Linked DNA regions of Homo sapiens: region 1 is linked to region 2. Evidence: chromatin contacts called from ENCODE Hi-C or POLR2A ChIA-PET data. All regions are on one chromosome and are shown on one strand. Each heading gives the region's core, a stretch centred on a gene start or an enhancer-like site at or near the end of the contact. The rest is flanking DNA. Distances are from core to core; before and after follow the strand shown. Region 1 has its middle 11 kb from the start of PDE9A. Region 2 overlaps SLC37A1 (solute carrier family 37 member 1).

Region 1 (6,290 bases), core at 375-2,874, 70 kb after region 2:
CCTGGCGTGGTGGCATGCGCCTGTAATCCCAGCTACTCAGGAGGCTGAGGCAGGAGAATTTCTTGAGTCGGGGACGCAGAGGTGGCAGTGAGCCGAGATTGTGCCACTGCAGTCTAGCCTGGGCGACAGAGCGAGACTCCGTCTCAAAAAATAATATATACATACACACACAGAGTGTGTATATATATATATACATACATACACACACACACACACGGAGGCCATATGTGGAATTGGTTATGGATATGTGTACATACCCATGTCAGTGTACACGCAATGCTTTCTTGCTCTGTCAGCCGAGAGGGCCTAGAAGCAGGGACACCCAGTAGCAACAAGCACACCTAGCACCCAGGCCTTGGTTTCTAATACCCTCTCCAGGAATAGGAACCTGGGCTCCTTGGAGAAATGGCTGATTCTACAATTGGGGCAGGAAATATACAAGATGAGCCTGGAATGCCCTGTAAGTGCCAGAATAAAAAGAAGTGCTCAAAAACACAGGAAGGAAAACAGGCTCACTTATGGGGTGTGTCACAGGGCCACAGGATCCAACCGAAGGAGCTCCCAATGGCCAATGCTGGAACACTGGGAGCAACATTTAGTAAAGTTGTATGGAATTGTAGCCCACAGTATGAGTCCATACAGAATAAACAAAAATGGTGGAAGAGACAAATACGTGGGGGAGAAGAAACAAATGTCCCATGCCAGATTCCAAATGACGTGGGCAGACGCCCCCTCGAGGAGGTGCTGTGGACCCCCCACCCTAAGCGTGGGCTGTGCACAGTGACTCCCTTCCAGAGCACACGGCCTGGAGATAGGGAGAGAGAGGGTGACCTTACAGTGGGGAAGCCTGACTCACAGCACCTCAGCCAGGTGGCCAAGGTCAACGTCAACAGGAAGGACTCCTTTGGAAGTGTGTGCCTTTGACATGATTTGGCCACAATCGCCCTGCTCCTTTGTGGTCTTCCCCCTCAAACACCCTTAACCCCAGTCTAATCAGGAGAAAAACATCAGGAAGATACTAACTAAGGGACAGTCTACAAGGTACCTGACTAGGCTTCCTCAACACTGTCAAGATCATCAAAAGCAAGGAAAGGCCAGGAAATCGCTACAGCCAAAGGGAGCTGAGGACACAGAACGACTAAATGTCATGTGGGGTCCTGGATGGGATCCTGGGACAGAGAAAGGACATGTTTAACAAAAAGGAAATCTGAATAAACATGGACTTCAGTTAATAATAAAGTATCAGTATTGGTTCATTTATTTTAACAAGTGTAACTTCCTGAAGGAAGGTGGTAAAACTGGGGTAGGGTCTATGGGAACTCCATGCACTATCCTTGCAAGTTTTCTGTAGATCTAAAATAGTTCTAAAATAAAAATTTGATTTTAAAAATATAATTAGTGAATTAAACCTGCCACTCCTGGGTATTACTGCTTAGAGGGGACCCCACCATAGCACTCAGGGCACCCAGTCCCCCCACTGAAATGGCTCACCGGGGGCCCAGCTCTGCCCTCAGGGTTCTCTCCAGAACATTTCTCATGAAGTTTTCGGGAAGTTACTCTCTTTCTACCAAGGTTATGAGGCTGGTAGGGTGTGAGCTCTGGGCAGCCAGCCAACCCTGATACTGGCCATACGGGAGGGGAAGGCCTTTGGGGGAGGGGAGGGGAGAGAGGGAAATTGAGTCCCTGATTCTACTTGGCGTCTAAAGCCAGATCAATCTCTGGACTATTTAGTTATGAGTCAAAACATAGCCTTTGCTTAAGTTTATTTGACCTGAGCTTCCTTCTTCTGTAGCTGAAAGCATTCTCACACACCTGAGATACGAGCAAGATTTGCTAGTCCTGTGTTTTAGACAGGAAAAGAAAAAAGCTTTGGAGAGCCATGTATGGTGTCATCCAATAATGAACTGAAATTTGTATTGGGCACCTCATCAGTGAAAAGCTCAAATCTGTTTGTTTCTGAAGCACCGGGCTTCCCTGTGCACAGTGGCCAAAGCTCCTTGTTCTTTGTTTATTAGGATGGTTGAGGACCGGCTTGCCTTAAAATAACTAACGTTTTGCTGGTGGGCTATTAGATTTGCTCCTACCACTGTGCTTTGAAAGGGAGTTTATCTGAAAGCAGCAATGGCCACGACCGCCCGCCCCCCGCCCCCCCCCCCGCCGTCCACCGATGTGTTTCAGAAGCACAGTCACAGAGCTACTCCCGAACAAATGTCAAATAAATGTAGACTGTGGTTGCCAGGAAGACAGCCTTGGAACGGTGCTCGTTCTGTGCCCACAGGGCAGCCCAGTGCATGCTTTGGCTGTGGGGTGAGCAGGACCCATGAAGGCTGCAAGGAATGACACGGGGGGAGGGCGCTCCAGGCCTCTGCAATTCTTCGGAGATTTCAGCTGCCCCCGGAGGATCCTCCTCCCAACAGCCAGATGCCTGACGTGGAATTAGCTCCAGAAATGGTTGCAATTCCCCTGATAGGGAGAGAAATTTTCTCTAGAGTGCTCGACTCACTCTAAAGGGGCCTCTTCAGCAATTCGTAAACCTACGCTCCTGAGGGGGAAAGAAACTGCAACTGCCATGGCAACGGTGATCTAGTGCTTGTTCCACAGAATGCGGACCTCACAGGGCCACCGCAAAGCAGCCCAGATTCTATTCATATGTTAGAAAGCAGGAAAGGAGGCAGGGAGAAGAGAGCAAAGGCAGGATAACAGCATCGTTTGTGTGGGCGAAATGCTCTCCACACTTTATACCAGATCGTCCCTGCCAGGGTCCTACTGCTCCATTTTACAGAGAAGAAAACTGAGGCACGGGAAGGCTAAGGGGTGTATCCAGTGTCCCCAGCAGGTAAGAGCTGGATTCAGACCCCAGGGCTGGCTGGCACAGCCACCCCGCAGACCTCTCTGTGCACCTGCACCTAAGTCGGCTCCACTCACTCCATGCCTTTGCCACCTCCAGTGGCTTCTGTCATGCCTAGAACAGAACCCCAATCCGGAGAAAACTGACCCACTGTGGTCCCTGGCTGCTTCTTTCCACCATCTCCCTGCCCAGCACCCGCTGCCTCTGGCCTTCCCTTCCAGAGTCTCCTCCTCGTTCACTTGACTCACCTCTCTGCTCAAATGTCATCTCCACGATGCGTGCCCGGACCACAATATCTAAACCAGCAGCTCCAGGAATTCTCTATCCCCTTTCTCAGCTTTGTTTTTTTCCTTTAGAGCTCTTATCTCTGCCCTGACATTAGACATCTATCAATTGTTTATGGTCTATCTCCCCACCAAAATATAAGTCCCAGGTTGGTAGAGCTCTGCTTGTCTTATTTACTGATGGAGCTTTTTGCACACCTCTTTTGGAGATAGCATTTGTCATGTCCTGCGGCTGTGCAGGGTTGGGTGGCCGGGGGCTAGGGTATTTTCTCTCATTTACATACCTCCCTCCTCTGTCTGCCAGTAAACTCCTCGGAGCTAAGGCCCAGCTGCATGTAGCCCCAACTCCTGCTCCCGACTCCCAGCTTCGGAGCCAATGCCTCACCCTGATCCAGACTCACTGAAGGTTTTTGCTATTGTCTGAATTTGGGTGGGGCCCAGGGGCTGGAAGACCCCTCATTCAGCTTGGCCTTGGTGGAATCCTGGCCAGGCACAGGTCGTCTCCTCCTCATGCTTCCTCGCCTTGGCAAATCCTTGAGATTTCCCCGTCTCCCACCTTATGTAATTTTTCAGTAGACACTTCTTCGAAACACTGCAGCCTCTCCTGGTCTAAACTGGTCCAGAACAGTGTTTTCCCTCATTTAAGAACATCAAGGTGGTGGTGAGAATGGGCCGGCCCCCGAGGACTGGGGCATCCAGGACTGAACTCCAGAGTGCCCTGTCCCACCCTGAGCATACCAGAGAAGGGGAAGGCACACGACTGTGCAGGCCGCAGGTTGGACAGTGCTTAGAAAGCAAATCCAAAGGGAATGAGAGAACAGAAGAAGAGAAAGGAAATGGTCCCTCAAGGCTGGGGATCTTGACAACAGCCATTCCCAGGCAGCTGCAACCTCAGAGAGGGACCCTTCTGAGGGGAGGCGCTTGCAGCTGGGCCACCGGAGACCACGTCCAGGTGAAGGCACTGGGTATTCCTCACTCCACCGGGCTCTCAGATCCAAATTACTCAAATGAGAAAATGCCAGCAAGGGCTCCACTGCTAAGAAAAATAAAGGAACAGAATTTTCCTACCTGTTAAGAACTTGGTTTTCTTTTTTTTTTTTTTAAACAGAGTCTTACCCTGTTGCCCAGGCTGGAGTGCAATGGTGCGATCTCAGGCCACTGCAGCCTCTGCCTCCCAGGTTCAAGCAATTCTCCTGCCTCAGCCTCCCATGTAGCTGTGATTATAGGCGCGCACCACCATGTCCAGCTAATTTTTGTATTTTTAGTAGAGGCAGGGTTTCACCATGTTGGCCAGGCTGGTCTCGAACTCCTGACCTCAGGTGGTCCACCCACCTTGGCCTCCCAAAGTGCTGGGATTACAGGCGTGAGCCACTGTGCCCAATAAAGAATTCAGTTTTCTATAATCCTGCAATCTGCGAAATATTATCTTACACACGCTTGGGGAGGGGTGCTTTGGGTCTGTTTGCTTGTGTTTTCAGAAAGCAATAGAAGAAGCGGGCTGGCAGGAGCCCTGTGCTCTCCCTGCAAGAAAGGGTCAGAGACCCCCTCTGACCTGAGCAAACACCTGGTGTTTCAGACAGGTAGGAGTGAGAGGGCCTCCAGCAGGCGGCTTCCTGCTCATGGGAGCAGGTGGTCCTTAAGAAATTAATCGGAGGCCAAGCGTGGTGGCTCACGCCTGTAATCCCAGCACTTTGAGAGGCTGAGACGCGCAGATCACGAGGTCGGGAGTTGAAGACCAGCCTGGCCAACATGGTGAAAACCCATCTCTACTAAAAACACAAAAATTAGCTGGTCATGGTGGCATGTGCCTGTAATCCCAGCTACTCCAGAGGATGAGGCAGGAGAATTGCTTGAACCGGGACCTGGGACGTGGAGGTTGCAGTGAGCTGAGATCTTGCCGCTCTACTCCAGCCTGGGCTACAGAGCCAGACTGTCTCGAAAAAAATAAAAGAAAAAGAAAAAAGAAAGAAATTAATCGGATAAAGCGTGGCCACAGTTTCTTTCACTAAAATAAATACAAACTCTTGCACCTAAAACTAGCATTCATTCAGTCCATTTCTAAAGGAATGTGACAGGCACTGCACAAGTCACTCAAAATAAACAGGACGCAGCCCTCTGTACACAGCTTGCTACTGAGTGGGAATGACAGGACCTATGGATCTACGCTGTTAGGGACGATGGAGCTCAGGTCTGAGGACAGTTAGGATTCCAAGTCCTATTTCTGGAAATGACATCATCAGTTTGCAGTTTCTTGCACTTTTGATGGCTGACTCAATTTGGAGTCAGGCCTGAGCAGAGGGGTCATTTGGCTTCTTGGATCAGCCTTGACCCTCACTTATAATCTGCAGCTGCTCACACGGTCACCTTGGGAAGCTCCCGGAGGCGAGGGATGCTAAAAAGAGACTCAGACGCCCACCACTCTCCCAGGGCCGGCCTGAGAGGTCCACACAGAAAGGCCCCTGCCTTTTGGGTTGGCTTCTCACAGGAGGTCATTTCCCACCAAGGAACTTTCTGCGGCTGGAGGAAATGAGATTCTTACAGAAACACCAGCTGGCTGGCGAGCTGAAAGTGCCTGTGGGGGGCTAAGAATCAACCTCCAGGCTACTGTGGCCGAAGCATTCGGGCCCCCAGCTCGCCCCAGCCTGGCCTGCTTGGACCCTCCTCCAGTTCTCTAAGCATCGTTCCTCGGTCTTCCCACAAAAAACGCAGCCCTATAAACCACAACGAGCTCGAGAGGTGGGGTTCACTTGCACCAAAGGGCCCCAAAGCCCCACCTAGGGTGCCTGTCAGTCACACTCAGACACTGGCTCATAAGGAGTGGGCTGGCCCAGAGAACAGCCCAGGTCACTGGAAGGAAGTGTGAATTGAAAACCAGTCAGCGATCCAGAAATTGGAATGAGATAGAAGGTGGGAGATGAGTTGCAGGTGGGCCACGCTCCTCATGAAGAGAGTTAAGCATCTTTAGGCCTAGCTGCGCAAAGGGGATGGGGAGGGCTCCCACCTTAGAGACCATCCTGACACGCAAAGCACTCTGGCCCAGGTGGCCGTGCTGATGGCAAAACCTCGTGACCAAAACAAGGTTATCTTCCCAGCTGCGCTATCCCCAGCTCATGCCGAGAAGGTCACGTGCTACAGCAGAGCCCCGTAACTGCCTTTGG
Region 2 (6,105 bases), core at 2,810-5,309:
ACTAGACAAGTTTAGAGGAAGCTGTTTCTGCTGCATCCCCTCCCTGTGCTCCCCAGGCGCCCACCTCAGGCTGCTCCTATGCATGCGGGGCTCTCTGGAGGGCACATTTCCATTCTTTGCCCCTCTGCCTCCCACAGCCATGCTGCTGCTCAGCGGAGCCCTGGTCAGTGGGCCCTACACACTCATCACCACCGCCGTCTCCGCCGACCTGGTGAGTAGAACCGGGAGAGACACCAGCCCTGTGGGCACCCTGCCATGTGCCATTCATGACAAAAGTGGCCTCCATTACTGTTAGTAAAACTGCATTTGCAGAAGCACGTTTTTGGCAGCTCACCTACACCTGTGGTCTCCAGCCTTCCCGCACCTGCCCCGCTGCTCACCCTTCTCCTAAAATCATGGGCAGGTTGGTGCAAAACTCACCGTTCAGCACAACAAAAGGCTCTTGGGCGCCATCCTCATGACTCAGGCGCCTTTTCAATCCAAGGGGGCAGGGGAGAGGTCCTGTCCTGGACGCCTCTGCAGAGAGAGAGGGGCCACGAAGAGGCGCTGGGGGATTCGGCCCTTCTCATCCAGGTACCATGCCCTGCCTTGGTCACCTTTGTATTGGACGTGTCCTGAAACTGCCTGAGTGTGCGTGAGCATGCAGACTTGTGTCTACATGGGCATGGAAAATTCTGGAAGGATCCACATCAGACCATTAGCAATGGTCAGCCTTCACGGGGTAGAGGCAGAGGAGAGACTTTCACTTATTTTTTAGACTTCAAAATACGTAGGTTCTGGATGATTTTCATATTGTGTGTTCTTTATTTTATATACATATTACGTGCATATACAAGCATTTATTTTTTTGAACGCTGGTTCATTTTTATAGTTTTAGGCTTCTAGGCACTGTTTCCCCTGATCTTTTTCCCCTCCTATTGTCCTCATTTTGGCTTTTTTCCCATTGTCTATGCAACATTTTCAAAACCAGAGCTCCTGGCGGCTGCTCACCGAGGACCTGCGCCAGCCTTGGTTTCTCAGCTCTCCCCTCCTCCCTTCTTCCCCTGGCGTTTGCTATTGATCAGGTTGAATTTTAGGTCCTGCAGAGACATCTGACAGGGGTCCCAGGAAGGCCCTGGCTGTCGAGGAATCCAGCAGACACGTGGATGTGTCTGGGAAGGAAGGCCGGCGCAGCTCAGGGCAGGGGCGCGCGTTGCGCACCTTCACGCCTCTCACGCTGGCTGCTCTGGGGCCTCAGGGAGGAGCAGGACTGTGCGGAACAAACGTTTTTTATTTGAAGAGAATCCTAAGAGTTCTTGTAACTAGAACCAAGCATTTCTGATGACTTTTGACTCTTAAAAACCCTTGAAGTTTTAACTCTCCAAGGCAAGCTTGGGGTGGAGTTTAAATAATGGGAAACACCCTCACGATGAGTTGTTTTGCAGAGCAGTTTGAGTAAATGGTCATACAGAGGCTTAGGTTTACTTCTCATGCTGTGGCGATAACTGCACGTCTGTTTTTCCTCTCTTCTAGGGGACTCATAAAAGTCTGAAAGGCAACGCGCACGCCCTCTCCACCGTGACGGCCATCATTGACGGGACGGGCTCTGTAGGTGCGCAGAGAGTTTTAGCTCTGGGAGGTTTGGTGTCTTAGGGGAAATCACATTGTCACATGCTCGTGAACAGGTACCCAGGGTTCCAACTGCATCTATAACATTGGGTGGGCCGGCTTCTTACTATACGAGCAGATGAGCAGGGGACATCGGCACACAGAGATGGTCACGCATGCCTGGGTGGCTTCAGAGAGACGGGCGTGTGACTAGCTGTGCGTGTCCAGGTTTTCACCCGAGGCAGTGGTTGGCAAACTACAGCCCGTGGGCTAACTCAGGTCCACTCATTATTTATCGCCTTCATCTCAAGAAAGGCAGAATCTTATTTAAATTACAGAAAAACCAATTGGTCCAAAATCATACAGGGTTCTGAGTGTTACCAGCATCGTCGAAGCTCTTGAAGAGAATTCAGTGGCATATTCTGGAATTTAAAAAGGTGGCAGAATAAGCAAGCCATCCCCTTAGGGAGCAGGCAGGTGGAGCTGGCAGAGTGCCAGTCTCCTCGCCCATGTGCAGCCTGACGGCACGGCTGTGGCCTTCCCTGAGCCCTTGTATGGGGAGCACGCACAGTGGCTGCACCTGCCAGGCGAAAATCAGGAGTTGCCACACCTGCCAGGTGAAGATCAGGAGGGTCCTTCCTACATGGGGGACGTTATGGGGGGCTGCCTGGTGTGGCTGTCACAGCTAATAAGGAGGACCTGGGGTGCCAACCTGTGTGTCACTTGCTGCGTGGGGGTCTCCAGTAAAGCCGAGTGTTTGGTAGATGAAGGTGGCTCGGTAGACCCAGGTCAGCCAGAACCTGGTGCTGGAGCCTTCCCACTGGCTCGTGCAGGGAGCTGATGTTGTTCTTGGCTGCCCCTGGCCTTGGTGCCAGCAGGCTGGAAACATCACAGCACGTTTCTGGGTGCCCACTGCTGTCTCAGTGATGCAGAATGCAAAGCCCTCCCGCCACATGGCCTCCCTGCTGCTCCTCCGAAGGCCAGGCTGGCCCCCGTGCGGGCTCTTTGCTCTGGTCACACCCCGTGCCTGGGAAGGTCCCCACAGGTGACCTCGTGCCGCACTCCCTCGTGCCGCACTCCCTCGTGCCGCACTCCCTCGTGCCGCACTCCCTCGTGCCGCACTCCCTCGTGCCTTGAGTCTTTGCCCAGATATCATCCTCTCAGCAAGACTTCCTGGGACCACCCTGCTGAGAACGCGTGAACCCTTCCGACTCGGCCTCCAGGCCCCTCTCCCGGGTCTGTTCTCTGGAGCGCTCTCCCCATCCGCAGTGGGATTCGGTGCACTCCTCTGTTTTGTCTCCTCTGTCTCCTGCCACTGGAACGGAAGCTCCAGGAGGACGGGATTTGCCTGATTCTTTGCTGTATCCCAGTGAACTGAATGAGCTGCTCCCAGACAGTTAGAATCGCAGCCGGGGCCCAGGCGGCTGACTGCACAGTGAGGAGCCAGGCCGGACAGGCCCCAGGCGCCCCCGCCCAGCCCTGGGTGGCGGGAACCCCAGCTCCACGCTGCTGCTGCTGCGTTTCCTTGTTCTGCGTTTCCTTGTTCTGGCCTTGTTCTGAGAAGCGGCGGGCAGGGTGGCCGTTGCCATGTGACACACGGCCTGATTCTGAGAAGCGGCGGGCAGGGTGGCCGTTGCCATGTCATGCGACACACGGCCTGGTTCTGAGAAGTGGTGGGCAGGGTGGCTGTTGCCATGTGACACACGGCCTGGTTCTGAGAAGCGGCGGGCAGGGTGGCCATTGCCATGTGACACATGGCCTGGTTCTGAGAAGCGGCAGGCAGGGTGGCCGTTGCCATGTCATGTGACACACGGCCTGGTTCTGAGAAGCGGCAGGCAGGGTGGCCGTTGTCATGCGACACACGGCCTGGTTCTGAGAAGTGGTGGGCAGGGTGGCTGTTGCTCAGAAAGCCACACTTTGGCTTTTGCTGTTCACCAAAGTGAGACCAGACCAGCCTCGTCTCTGCCCTTCATGTTGGTTCCTTCCTTTCACTGGATCCAGAGGGGCTTTGAGTGTATTGGGTGGCGGCAGTAGTCACCCCTCTGATCTTCTGTCTTGGGCATCTCAGTAGGAAGTCGGGGGACTGCGGGGCTGAGCTCAGTTCTGGTTGACGTTGTGACTGCGTGGCCTTCTCTTGGCCTTGTGCCTCAGTGGACTGCAGTCTGCAATTCGGTCTGACTCTGCTGTGAAACCCTGTTCTTAAAGCTAACTTGGCGCTCTACTGGCAACCCCGATTGCTGTTTTAAAAGCAGAGGATCAGCATAAAAAAAGAGAAGGAAATCATGAACTAGGTGAAAAAACACATTTTTCTTCATATTCTCAAAATGAGAGGGAAGCAGAAGTCTGTGGCTAAGGGTGGAGACCCTGCGTCTGTGAACAGAGGCCACTGCCCACCACTGCCCCCAAGCAGGTGGAGGGAGGCACAGTTCTGAATGCCTTTGGCCCCTCACAAGGAAGGTGGCACACACACCGGACCCCCTCTGGCCTTCTGTTAACCTGCACCAAGTCCTGACTGTCCGCGGAGCTGCCGCGCCCACCTTGATGGCTGCTGCGTTACACCAGAGGCAGGACCAGGACCTGACTCCTCCAGGCTCCACTGCCCATCAGTGCCTGCTGCCTGCTCAGTGAATGGTCACCATGGAAACGGCGCTCAGGCCTACCCACCCCCACCACCACGCCTTGGTCATTGTTCCTTCCATGAGTGAGTGCTGCCCAGCAAGACAAAGTACAGGCTCCAGTGGGAAGGCCACCATGTCAGCCAAGTCCCTTCCCGAAGGAGGTGCCCGCATGCTTATTCAGTGTCACTGTCCACTCCTTGGCAGTGACTCGGGTGGAGGCGAAACATGACTAATCGTAAATCACCCCTGCCTTCTCCCAAGTGCCACACGGTTTGTTGACACGGTGTGCGCCTGGGGCGTTCACAGTGCTTAGAATCGCAGAGGTTGCCGTTTCTGTACATTTCATGCAGAGCAATTAAATAGGGCACTGCATTTTTCTTCAAGTTAATTTTTATTTATTAAAGTAAAACATAATGTACCTTAGAAGCTAGACAGTCCTACAAGCTTATTATGTTGTACAGCGGCGTTCCGTCCCCCTCCCCAGCCCTCTCTTTCTAGAGGCAGCCAATTTCAGCTGCCTCTCTCTGCTTACCTACGTATTTCCATGTTTCTTGGTTCATCATCTGAACGTCATCAGCTGTGCTCCTCTTACGGAAGAGGGGACCTGGCTCCCTTCCACCCCGACATTGCCCACCCCTCCTCCTCCTCAGTTATACCAGCCATGCTTCTGCCCTTCACTTTCCAGCCAAGAAACAAACTTTAATTATGCACCCTCAATAGATACATCTTGTTTTTTCCCGGGTAAGTAAACATCTCTTTTCCTCTTTTTCACATTTCCGACAAAGTTCTTCCTTCCCTGCACCGTGGTCGCCATCCTGCCCTGCCCCACCCCTTTCACGCCATCAGCCTCACTCCGCCCACTGCGCGGCTTGGCCCCAGAGCACCTGTCACCACGGTGCTGGGAGTCCCCCTCCTCTCTTGCCTGCGACACAGCCCTAGCAGTCTAGACCCCTGTTTACCACTCCTGTGGTGGAAACTGGCTCCTAGCAGCTTCCTGAGTTAGGGGAGGTGGGTTCTGCAAGCTTACAAGTGCGTGATGGCTGGATTCTGCTCTCGCCTGAGGCAATGTGGACGTGGAAACACCTTCTCTTCAGAACCCCCGTCTTCCAGCCTCCATTGCTGTCACTGACACGTTCACAGACATTCTGACCCCAGCCCTTGCTTTCTGACCTTCTCTTTTTTCTCTTAGATCTCCAGGTTCCCTTCCTTACCCCGGGAGCCTTTCTTCATCCACCGTCCTGGGGCACCTGGTGGCACCTTCAGTCTGGAAACACCTGCCCTTCACTTTAGGGGAATTGGGCCCCTGTTCGTTTGATAAGTTTTCCTACCATTTTCTGATTTGTTTTTTCTTTCTGGAAAATGTATTAGTCAGATGTAGGCTTTTCTGGATTAATCCTTCAACTTTCCTTTCTTTCTTTCCCTTCCTGCCTGTCTCCCTGTTCTTTCTTACACTTTCTCAGGGAGATTCTTGACTGTATTTTCCAACTTTGTATCGACCATTTTACTTTTCCTGCCATATTTTCAATGTTTACTGATGTTTCTCTGCCCTTTCAGTGCATCCTGTTTTATTTCATGTTAGACTGAATCATGTGAAATTGATAACAGGTTTTCAGCCACACACACACAAAAAAAAAAAAAAGAGTGTGTCCTGAGGTTCAGCTTAGTCTTCTGTTGGCTCTCTGGGGGGAGGTTCAACTTAGTCTTCTGTTGGCTCTCTGTGGGTGCTGTGAGCTCTGGGAATGTTCTTCTCCTCCAGGCTCCCTCCTGCCAGCTTGCTTGCTTTCACGTTGGGGTGTTCCCCAGACACAGGGCAGACCTAGGTTGCCCCTTCATCACTTCCCATGGAAGAAGGGGCCCTGCATAGTGGTTTGAAGTCTCTCTGTGGGGACAGTGTGCTGGC

What was found. Hi-C counts contacts between places; a loop is a spot of excess contacts on that map. ChIA-PET counts read pairs that join two places held with the same protein, here RNA polymerase II (POLR2A).
Region 1: a loop to region 2 is called in a map of OCI-LY7, with 2.9 times the contacts of the local background. The contact joins two enhancer-like sites. A Hi-C loop is called at or near these places in 3 of 168 maps with a recorded cell type or tissue (GM23248, OCI-LY7 and ectodermal cell). POLR2A ChIA-PET finds 5 or more read pairs at or near these places in 2 of 52 experiments (H1 and K562).

What each region holds. Positions count from the first base shown.
Region 1 is chr21:42,639,092-42,645,381 of GRCh38, forward strand. No RefSeq gene overlaps it. Among named protein-coding and RNA genes, the nearest start is that of PDE9A, 11 kb to the right of the region's middle. Within about 2 kb of position 1,625, at least 4 of the 41 ENCODE cell types and tissues checked have a DNase peak (open chromatin) inside an H3K27ac peak, as active enhancers do.
Region 2 is chr21:42,566,848-42,572,952 of GRCh38, forward strand. It overlaps SLC37A1 (solute carrier family 37 member 1), which reads left to right. Exons shown (of 20, transcript NM_001320537.2): 16 at 138-211; 17 at 1,513-1,591. Among named protein-coding and RNA genes, the nearest start is that of LINC01671, 45 kb to the right of the region's middle. RefSeq lists an enhancer at 4,875-5,618. Within about 2 kb of position 4,060, at least 2 of the 41 ENCODE cell types and tissues checked have a DNase peak (open chromatin) inside an H3K27ac peak, as active enhancers do.